Regions from separate parts of the Homo sapiens genome. Here region 2 is linked to region 1. A link is a loop called in an ENCODE intact Hi-C map of the cell type or tissue named here. Cell type or tissue: sigmoid colon. All regions are shown on one strand. Links, peaks and the distances in the headings refer to the core of each region. The heading gives the core; the rest is flanking DNA. Region 1 overlaps LOC105377732 (a long non-coding RNA gene). Region 2 overlaps LOC105377732 (a long non-coding RNA gene).

What was found. Hi-C counts contacts between places; a loop is a spot of excess contacts. Peaks named below come from ENCODE experiments on the same cell type or tissue, not always from the same donor. Only the 100,000 strongest peaks of a DNase experiment are listed, where the experiment ranks them.
Region 2: it touches region 1 in a loop (2.7-fold over the local background); 2 of 110 quality-filtered maps call a loop at or near these places.

What each region holds. Positions count from the first base shown.
Region 1 is chr5:173,417,670-173,423,044 of GRCh38, reverse strand. All of the region lies in intron 1 of LOC105377732 (a long non-coding RNA gene), which reads right to left. Among named protein-coding and RNA genes, the nearest start is that of MIR8056, 73 kb to the right of the region's middle. In sigmoid colon, for the core only: no CTCF peak of the experiment used is centred there; DNase peaks (open chromatin) are centred at 2,694 and 3,188.
Region 2 is chr5:173,475,153-173,480,527 of GRCh38, reverse strand. LOC105377732 (a long non-coding RNA gene) reads right to left here. Exons shown (of 15, transcript XR_001743001.1): 5 at 3,051-3,129. Among named protein-coding and RNA genes, the nearest start is that of LINC02995, 100 kb to the left of the region's middle. In sigmoid colon, for the core only: no CTCF peak of the experiment used is centred there; a DNase peak (open chromatin) is centred at 2,611.

The DNA.
Region 1 (5,375 bases), core at 299-5,298:
CATGGAGAAACCCCATCTCTACTGAAAATACAAAATTAGCCGGATGTGGTGGCACGTGCCTGTAATCCCAGCTACTCAGGAGGCCGAGGCAGGAGAATCACTTGAACCCGGGAGGCGGAGGTTGTGGTGAGTGGAGATTGCGCCATTGCACTCCAGCCTGGGCGACAAGAGTGAAACTCTGTCTCAAAAAATATATATATATAATATATATATGTAATATAAAAATATAAACATATATATAAAATATATATATGTATATATAAATAAACATATATATAAACATATATATAACCAGTTTTTAAATATATGTAAATTAAATTAAAAGTAACCCCAAAAATTCATAAACGAAAGATAGGAGGGAAACAGGCTAAATGATAACAGTACCTGTCTTTGGATGTTAAGTCTAAGCATAATTTTTTTCCCTCTGAATTTGTTTTCCAAATTTCTTCAGATGAACACGTATTGCATTTTATAATGAAAAGAAAAGAAACTAAAAGGTCTAAACTAGATAAAAAATATTTTCAGAATTATTTCTGCTGTGTATATTCATCAATCACATGACCCATGATGCAGAAATAATAATAATTCTGAAAATATCCTATCAAATGATTTTTTCTTTCCTGTAAATCAAGTCACCCTACAGCTCCCCAACCATTCATTGCCTCAGAGGGCCAAGCAATGGCTGAGCTTTGAATTTCAAATAAGATTTGTGATGGCAACAGCAAAAAAAAATAGTTTTGAAAGTCAGGCTTCATTAAGAAAAGGGATTTTTAGACTCCAAAGTGCTTCCCTTGCAAAGAACACTGCGTGCTAGTCTGAATGCACTAGTTGGAGAAAAGGCAGGATTTGACAAGAGGGGAGCTCTCTCCCCCACAGAAAGAAAGAAGAGCCCCTTTGGCCTGGAGAGTGGCTCGGAGGAAGCAGAGAGATTGAGAGGGGTGGAGGAGGTGGGGTGATGGTCTCACCCTCAGCCTGATCTCTGCAGACCCAGCAACCATACCCCTTCCTGAACCTTGGCTAGATGGGTGAGGGAGAGCTCCAGCAAGCAAGAAGAACCCCCAGATAAATCAAGGGAAAGGAAATTGTTACAAACTGATTTGTGTTCCCCCAAAATTCATACATTCAGGGCCAACCCCTGGATATCAGAATGGAACCATCCTTAGAGATAAGGTCTTTAAAGACATGATTAGGTTAAATGAGGCCTTAATGGTGGAGCCCTAACCCAGTAGGACCAGGGCCCTTATAAGACGAGGAAGAGACACCAGGGACACACATGCAGAGAGACAACCGTGTGAAGAGGCAGCAAGAAAGTGGCAGCCTGCAAGCTAAGGAGAGAGGCCTCAGGAGAAGCCAACCCTGACAGCCCCTTGATCTCGGACTTCCAGCCTCCAGATAAATTACCATTGCTTAAGCCACCCACTCTGTAGCATTTTGTTACAGCAGCCCTACCAAACTAATACAGAAACCATCTCGCAGAATGTCCCTGCTACAACATCATATGGCCAAGCAAAATAGAAATAGCCACGTGTCGTGGTTAGGCCAAGAGGCCAGGCTGAGACAGTGCTCCTAGTGGGCAGTGGTCAGGAGACCCAGAGGCTCCCTTGAGTACTGGTTGGGAGACAGGATCTGCCAGTACCAGCAGACCCAGAGAGGCCCACACAGTGGGACCAGCCTGCGTCCAAACACAAGGACCTCACCACCAAGGAAATGGAGAAATACTGATGTCAGTAGTGGGTGCTTCTGTGGCCCCAAAGAGACCAGGAAAAGTGAAAACCTCCATTCAGGACACGTGCAGGATGTCAGGGACTGGGTCCCATCAGCTGCGCCACAGCAGGGTACAAAGGAGGGCTGCAGAAGCTCCCCACACAGTCACAGCGCTATTGAGCACCCACTGGCCCCTTGAGATCTCCTGGGGAAAATGGAAGGAGAAGCGGGAGGGAAGAAGCTCTAAAAGATGATCCCAGCCCCCAGCCCCCCACCTGGGTGCAGTGGCTCATGCCTGTAATCCCAGCACTTTGGGAGACCAAGCTGCAGAATCACTTAAGGCTAGGAGCTCAAGATCAGCCTAGGCAACATAGTGAGATTCCCATCTCTACAGAAAAAAAAAAAAAAAAAAAGATTATTTCTCCCCAAAGAGTCTTTTCATTCAGAAGTATTTAAGTTCCCTTTAACTACCAAGTTAGAAGTTTTTCCACCATATTTTTGTTGCACCTCTGCATTGCTGTGGATTCATTTCCAACCAAACCATGGGTGTTAGTGATGGTAAGAAGACATCTATAAATGAGACATCAAGAAAAATGACCTAAACTTGGCCAAAGCAGTTATTAAGCCTCAGGCGTCATAGCACAGAATTCAAACTGCCTTGAAGGACATGCAAGCGGGTAGGGTTCCAGGACCCCTAAAGGAGCTGCTTGGGCCCTCTCTTGAGATGTGGCGGGGACCCCAGAAGAAACGTTTTATGAGATTCTGGTCGGTCTCACTCGAGGGTGAGTTCCTGCCCAACAGCTTGGAGGTCTTCCTGCTTTTTTCCATTTTTAAAAGAGCAGATGTTCTCCTGGGAAAGAGATATTTAGCCACCCAAACAAATCAGAGAAGCGGAGGAATGGAAATAAACCAGGCATCTGCCTGCCACCGTGGCAGTGCCCAAAGAAATCACATTAGCTGGAGGGGAACATCCGGCCTGAGCGAGGGCTGCTCAGCTTGGCGTGGTTCCTGCCCAGAGCCAATGACGAATACGACTCTTTGTTCTGGTTCTCGAAGTGAAGACGGTCTGTGGGCTTATTTGTCTAGTTTGTTGACTCTCATAAAAGACATTCATAAATTTATTCTTGGTGCCAGGGGTGCTTACTGGTGTCAAAGTGGAGTCTTTTCAGACAGTTGCTCCGTGTTAAAACAAGCCACTCAGATGCATCTATAAATAATTGTCTGGGGCTTCGTTGAGCTAACAAACAGCTTTTTCCCCCCTCTCTCCTCTCTTTTTAAAATCAACTCTAAAATGATTTCATAAACAACGAGAGGAATTTCCCATTAATATTAAAGTGTGTCTGGGTTGGTCATTTTAATAGAACTTTCCAGAGGGAACAAGCAGTTCTTCCATCTTGTCCATATGAAACCTGTTCCCTTTTCAGACTAAGACATTTGGCAGCCCAGCCTCACTAGGACCAGTCATAGCTTCCTCTCCCCACCACCCTATGTCCATCTCTTTCTCTGATTTAGCCAAATAGAAGGATAAAAAGGCAGTAAGCAGCTGCAGCCTGGGCCCATCAGGAGAGCTTGTCACCACCCCGAGGCCTTTGGGGTTTCCACTTCAGGGTTTCCACTCTGACCTCAGGTCTCCAGAATTTTGTTTTTCAAGCCATCTTGGTTAGAAATTATGGCTGTGTCAGTTTCACTGATATAACAAAATTCCCTCCTGCCAGCCCCCCTGCAAATAACGGTAGCTTAAATAAGACAGAAATTTATTTCTCCTTTACATAAAAGAAGTTCAGAGGTAGAAAGCCCTGGGCTGGTATGCTGGCCCCACAGTGTCACCTTCTGTCTTCAAAATTTACCATTATTGGCAGGTCACCTCATGGTCTAAAACAGCTGTTGAAGTCCAGGCATCATGTCTGCATTCCAAGCACCCAGATGAAGAAAGAGTAGGTAAAGGTTATTCCTTCTCATTCAAGGACATTTCTTGGAATTACCACACAATACTCCTTACACGTCATCAGACAGAATCTAGTCAGATCACCTCACCTAGCTGCAAGGGAGGCTGGGACATGAAGTCTTTTCAGCGAGGCAGCAGTGTTATTTGAAAAGGAAGAATGGACTTCGGAAGGCCACCAGCCATCTAGGCCATGAGGATGAGTGCATTTGATAACCTCCCATAGAGTCTTCCAGCAACTACAAATCCACACCCCCACACAATCCTGCCACTGCCCTATTTTTAAAGAGTTTCCATTTTCACATCCCTTCCCTTTAAAACTCATTATCTTACTTTTTTTTTTTTCTGAGTTGGGATTCTGAGAAGTTGGACCACTAGTCTGATTTAAGTTTAGTTCTCACCAGGTCAGGAACACACATTGGCTTAAACTCCTGCCCCATGAACTGCCTCCCATATTCTGAAGGTCATAAGAAACCAGGCATGTAGATCATTCCAGAAGGATTTCTATAAATACAACTCAAAATAAAAAATGTGAGTCTTGCTTCATTCCTGCTTCATGCAGGGACCAGCAAAAATCTTCTGGGCCTTGCGAGGCCCACTAGGGAAGTTACCAAAGTCAAGATCAACAGCAAAGCTGCTATGGCCAGAATTAATGTGGATGGACAAACCCACTGCCTGGGCCAGCCCTGCAGACATGACGGACAGTCAGTTGCTCCCTTGGCCCCAGCCTGGATTCTGAAGATCAACCTCAGCTTGGACCCCACACCTTGTTTGAGACTCCAGACACCGGCCCTGCTTTGTCACGTGGTATTTCAGCAGACCATACGTGGTCTTTATTAGCTGGCCTCCTGGTGCCCTCCTGCCCTTATATGCCACCCCACCAGCCCAGCTCAGTGTCTGCTCTACTCCACACCAGCCTCATTACTGACACAACGAACGCCATTGAGGATGGAGTGTCAGAACATCCTCAACATGAAATCCACCCACCTACACTGGGTGGGTCACATGAGTAGAGTGAGTGGTATTAGGATGCCCATGCAGTTGTCATAGAAAGGTGAAGTAAAAAAACAAGTAGGAATGGCAAGGAAAAACAAGCCACAAAACAGCCTTCCTTATATTGGATTCCGTGACATACCAGCTCCATGCAATGTTGATAGGTGTGTCCAACCCTGAAAGCCTGTTCAGCTAAGTTTAGAAACCGTTGCCTTTAGAAATTAATAACTTAACAAATTAAAGCTTCTGAGAAGGCCTGCAATAAAGAAAGCTACTTGTTTCCCTCATTTGGCCCAGCATTTTCTCAACTGCTTAACTACCCCACCTTTCCTTCTGGAATGTCTATTAATGTCTCATAAAACCAAGGTTCATCAGGACACTAAATGATGCAGTAAAGCACTGATGGCCATAGCTACTTCTCTGACTCTGGAATCAAACCACTGACATTCAAATCTCGGCTCTAGCATTTTTTTAGCAGTCTGACTTGAGCATGTTATTAAATCTCTTTGTGCTTAGTTTCCTCATCTATAAAATAGGGGTAATAATAGTATCGACTTCATAGAGTTGTTGCAAGGATTAAGTGAATTATGCATATGGAATTCTGAAAACAGAATAAAGTTCATTATGATGTGATGACAATGATGAAGATGACAATGAAGATGATGATGATGACAACCCTGATGATGTTGATGATGAGGATGACAACAACTTTCTCCTGGAAACTTTCCACAGCTTA
Region 2 (5,375 bases), core at 90-5,089, 58 kb before region 1:
TAAGCATCTTGACTGTGAAACTATATGTCAGATGGGTCCCCACTTCTTCACAGAGCAGGGAGGAGGGCAGTTTGCAATAGGTAGTTTCACTTGGTTCTGTCTACCACCTAAGATGTGAGCTGTGACTCTGGAGTCCTTGAAAGATGTATCTGGGCTTCTTGGAACACAGCAGGCTCCCTGGATTCTTGAACCTAATGAGGATTGAGATGCTTTGTTTTGATCTCTGCCCTAAGCCAGGGATGGTCAAAATACTCTGGATTTGTACTTATGTAGGTAGCTCCATTTTTAGGCAAAATTACACAGGGCGACTTAACTGGTGTTGGCACGTCCTGAGGTAGCATCCCTGGCTGCCCGTGCCCAACCTTGTAAGTCTGTGCCTTGGTTCATCAGCCCAAAGTGGGACAGGAAAGACTCACTGAGCTCCGTCTTTAATAACATTTTAAAAAATGTTTAAGAACCACCATAAAAATCCATTGGATGGCATTTTTTTCCACTTTGGCAAAACTAGAGTCATAGTCTATGTTATTGCAAACTCAACCACAAGAGAAGAAAGTCGGCCAGTCACAATTTAGAAAATCACATTCCAATAGTACTGGAAGCACATATTAGCTGAGCAGAGATGTGTCCAGTCACATCTATCTTTTTCCGCAGACACAGCTCCCCTAAGCCACTATTGAGCAACCTGGCTCACTTTTCCAAGCAGCCTCTGCATGCTGGAGATTGACCTGACATGATTCTGTTTCTCCAACCTACAGATAGGGAAGCCTTGGACTTGGTACAGTTTGAAGAGCCCCAGAAGAAGACCCCTTGACTTGGCAGGACGTGAAGTGACCCACTTCACTTCTTACCAATTTAGGATTCATTGGGTGGAATATTAACTCTGAAAGTTCCCTTATAAATGTGGCGTGTCCCTGGGAGGAATAATGTATTAAACCACACAGCCCATCCACACTTTAGCATGGAGTAGTCTAATCTTTTTATGAAGCATCTACTCTGAACCAGGAATTTAAGTAGTTTCTTTAGACAGTCACATAATCAGACCTTAAAGAAATTAAACTTTGTAAAATTTTGATGAGGAAAAGTTTGGACATGTCCTAGATAGCACGGGGTTAGCGTGAGGATGCTACACGGACAAGACTGCCACCATTCAGAGAGGTAGATGGCCAAGGAGAGAGTGATTAACTCGTATGAGGAACTCAAGGCAGGCTTCAGAGAGGTGACATTTCCGCAGATTTTGAAGGACAAGGAACAGACCAACAGGTAGCCAACGTAAGGGAATTCTGGGTCGAAGAAACAGCATGGGGCCGTGCACAGTGGCTCCCGCCTGTAATCCCAGCACTTTGGGAGGCAGAGGTGGGCAGATCACTTGAGGTCAGGAGTTTGAGACCAGAGCCTGGCCAACATGGTGAAACCCAGTCTCTACTAAAAATACAAAAATTAGCCAGGCATGGTGGTGGGCATCTGTAATCCCATCTACTTGGGAGGCTGAGGCAGGAGAATCACTTGAACTCGCGAAGTGGAGGTTGCAGTGAACCGAGATCCTGCCACTGCACTTCAGCCTGGGTGACAGAGGGAGATTCCATCTCAGAAAAATAAAAAAGAAAGAAAAAAGAAAAGAAAAGGAGAAACAGCATGGGAACATGTACCAGTGTGTAAAATGACACTGTGTATAGATCGTCTGAATTCCAGCTGGAATACTCAAGAGAATTCAAGATGAGTTTAGAAAATGGACTATTAACAAAGGTGTGTGTGCATTACAGGGAAACCACAAGAGACAGTGCAGGAGTTGTGGGGGCGGGGGGTGCCGTACGACCCCTAGATGCAAAAGATGGAAGGAGGCAGCAGTTATCTGAATACAGAAAGAGAAAATTATGTGGAGAGGGCCACCTTGAAAGGATCTGAGACTTCTAAGGCACCGCTGAGGGAATAAATACCCCCCACCTCTCTCCTCCCTCCTCAGATCTCTTGTGGGACCCCTCCCCCAATGACCAACCCAACCACAAGCCAGAGGTTGGGGCAGGGCAGCCCGGCCAAGCATCCCTTGCAGTCAGACTTCTGGGGTGCAGAGCTGGGCAGAGACGAATAGAGTGAGGCTCTGGGGAGGAGGTAACTGGAAAATGCCCAGTGCATGAGACGTGGCTGGAACATGGAGTATGGGTGGGACAGGAGACAGAAGGACACAGAGCAGGGAGGTGACCGCAAAAGACCTGTCAGGCTGAGAGCGAGCAGGGACATTGACCTCCGGGGACATAGAGACCCCGGCCTGTCCTGCAAGCCCTGGAGACAAACATCCATCAAACGACCCCTGGTAGCCAATAACTTCCCAAGTTGCACTTTGGAAGGTGACCCCAGCCGTTTTTGTCTCCTGGAGTTCTGGACACGGCAGGTGGGAGCCTATGGAAGCAGAAGGGAAGTGTCTACCAGTGGCTACCCCAGGCAACGCCACCGAGTACATCTTGAACCAGTTAAACCCAGTCTATCTCTTGTATTTCTAGTCCATTCCACCTTTTTTCCCCTGCTGACGTAGAAAGAGGGCCCTGAGATGAGAAACTCCGCAGGCACAGGTTTCCCAGAAAGATGAGAAATGTCTGCTTTCCCCCAGGGACAGCGCCAGGCGGCCAGCCGAGAAGCCAAGTCAGTCCTGCCCTGTAAGGCTTCAGAAAAAAGACAAGCACCAGCCCCCTCCTGTCTGGGAAACATTCAAAGCAATCTCCGAAGTGATTCATTAAAAGTCCTCCTATGGCAGAAGACCATCACCCAGATGTGAAAATAAACACAGAGGGAAATTCCAGCATCAGAACGGTGTCAAGTCTTTAAACAAATGCATGGCTATTTCAGGGAAGGGAATAATCTTTCGACTATCTTTCCAAGCCCTCAGAATCCAAGTCAGACTCTCCATAAAGCAGGCCAGGCAAATTCCCACGATGCCAGACTGGGAAAAATGTGAAAACACTCAGTTGACTGTGGGCACAGTGACTCTCTGGGGCCCTTCCCACTTGCACTTCTCAGCAACCCCGCTCCCCACGCCAGGGCCAGCCACCCAAGCTTACCAAGCTCCCGATAGTGCAGCCCTCAGCTCGGCCTTGATAAAGCATCAGAGGTTAAAGCAGAAGCAATCCTTTCATTCTACTGAAATAAATCATCACAGAAAATAAATGGGACATGAACCAATATCAAGCAAAACAGAGAGTGTGTATATACCAATAGAAATAATAAAAATGGGCCAGGCGCGGTGGCTCACACCTGTAATCCCAGCACTTTGGGAGGCCGAGGCGGGTGGATCACGAGGTCAGGAGATTGAGACCATCCTGGCTAACATGGTGAAACCCTGTCTCTACTAAAAATACAAAAAATTAGCCGGGCGTGGTGGCGAGTGCCTGTAGTCCCAGCTACTTGGGAGGCTGAGGCAGGAGAATGTTGGGAACCTGGGAGGTGGAGCTTGCAGTGAGCCAAGATTGTGCCACTGCACTCCAGCCTGGGTGACAGAGCAAGGCTCTGTAGAAAGAAAGAAAGAAAGAAAGAGAGAGAGAGAGAGAGAGAGAGAGGGAGGGAGGGAGGGAGGGAGGGAGGGAGGGAAAAGAAAGAAAGAAAGGAAGGAAGAAAGAAAGAAGGAAAAAATGGGAGAAAATATGAGTATGTTTGCGCACAGAATACGTGTTTTCATGTCCAGTGTCTAGCAGGGTGAATGGTACACAGTAGGCATTTGATAAACATGAAGGAAGGCAGGGAGGGAGATTATCAACTCAAGTTGTCCCAGAACCCACGAGTTGCTGAAGTACTGACCGTACTTAGGGTACCCAGTAGAACCACAGCTGACTCGCACTCACCGCCAATTAACTGGTAAAGTTTGGAAAAGCCTAAGTTCCTTAAAGCCAAGTTCAAATCCTTCCCATCATAAGATATCAAACTTCTCCCACACAGCTGGAATTTATTCTGTTGTGTGTGTGGTAAAACACACATAACATAAAATTTACCATCTTAACCATTTGTAAGTGTTAAGTGCAGTGGCACTGAGCACATTGTTGTGCTATTATTAGCCCCATCCACCCACAGAACTCTTTTCATCTTGCAAAACTGAAACTCTGTACCCATTAAATAACTTCCATTCCTTACTGCCCCCAGCCCCAGGCAACCACCATTCTATTTTCTGTCTGAATTTGACTATTCCAGGCACATCATGTAAGTGGCATCATGCAGTATTTGTCTTTTTGTGTCTGGCTTACTTCACTTAGCACAATATCCTCTCAAGTTTCATCTATTTCATAGCATAGGTCAGAATTTCCTTCTTTTTCGCAGCTGAATAATATTCCACTGCATGTATACACTACGTCTTGTTTATCCATTCATCTGTTGGTGGACAGTTGGTGGATTCCTCCCTTTGCCATTGTGAATAACGCTGCCATGAACATGAGTGTGCAAATCTATCTCCGAGACTTTACTTTCAATTCTTTTGGGTATATACCACTGATACTACTTTTTAGCAATGAAATTTCCCCTGAATGAGTCAATCATTTAGCTGTCAAATGATTCAAGAATGCAGCAATTGTGAACTTATTCATATTTAGATTAGACTGTACCCTGTGCATACAGATAGCTATGAACCTGTGAGAACCCCTCTCCCAGTCACAGGCAGCTACACATTCTCAGTGAAAATCAGTGAAAAGGGTAGGGTTCCAAAGCCTGAGAGACCCAGGTGCAAATCTCAGGAGGAGCCCTTATTAGCTGTGTGGCTTATGCAAGACAGTGAACCAAAACATTCCTCAGTCTCTTCCCTGCAAACTGAGGAGTGAAGTGAAGGCTATCAGGAAAGTGTCCGAGGTGCCTGGTGCGTTGTGAGCACTCCGTAAACAGTGCACTTTCTCAGCTCTAAGATGCCCCTCCTTTGTTCACAATTTCACATTTCTAAAATCATATTTCCAAATTGAGGGTGTGCACTACCAGACACCAGCTTTTTCACTGCTGGTGCATTGACTGAACTTAGCCAAATGTCTCTGAAGAGACACAGAATTTCCCCAAGAAGATTCTGCGTTCCTGCAGGAGGAGAGGGATTTGGTGGGAAGCTTGCCCCGCACTGCACACCTTTTCCAAGCTGTGCCATCAGCGTTCCCTACAGTTCTCTTCGCCACTCTAAAGCTTAGGAGAAATAAAATCTGCTCCAGCCATCCATTTATTCAGCCATCCATCCCACACTTACCGAGGGACTGCCCTGTGCCAAACCTGATGTAGCTACTGGAAACCAGGAGATGACTAGAACAGGCCTCTTCTCCACAGGAAGTCACGGTGGAAGTGGGGGAGGAACAAAAGTAATAAGAATAGCAAACACTTACATGGGCATGTGCGCTAGGCACTGCTTCCAGTGCCACTGCCTAACTCAT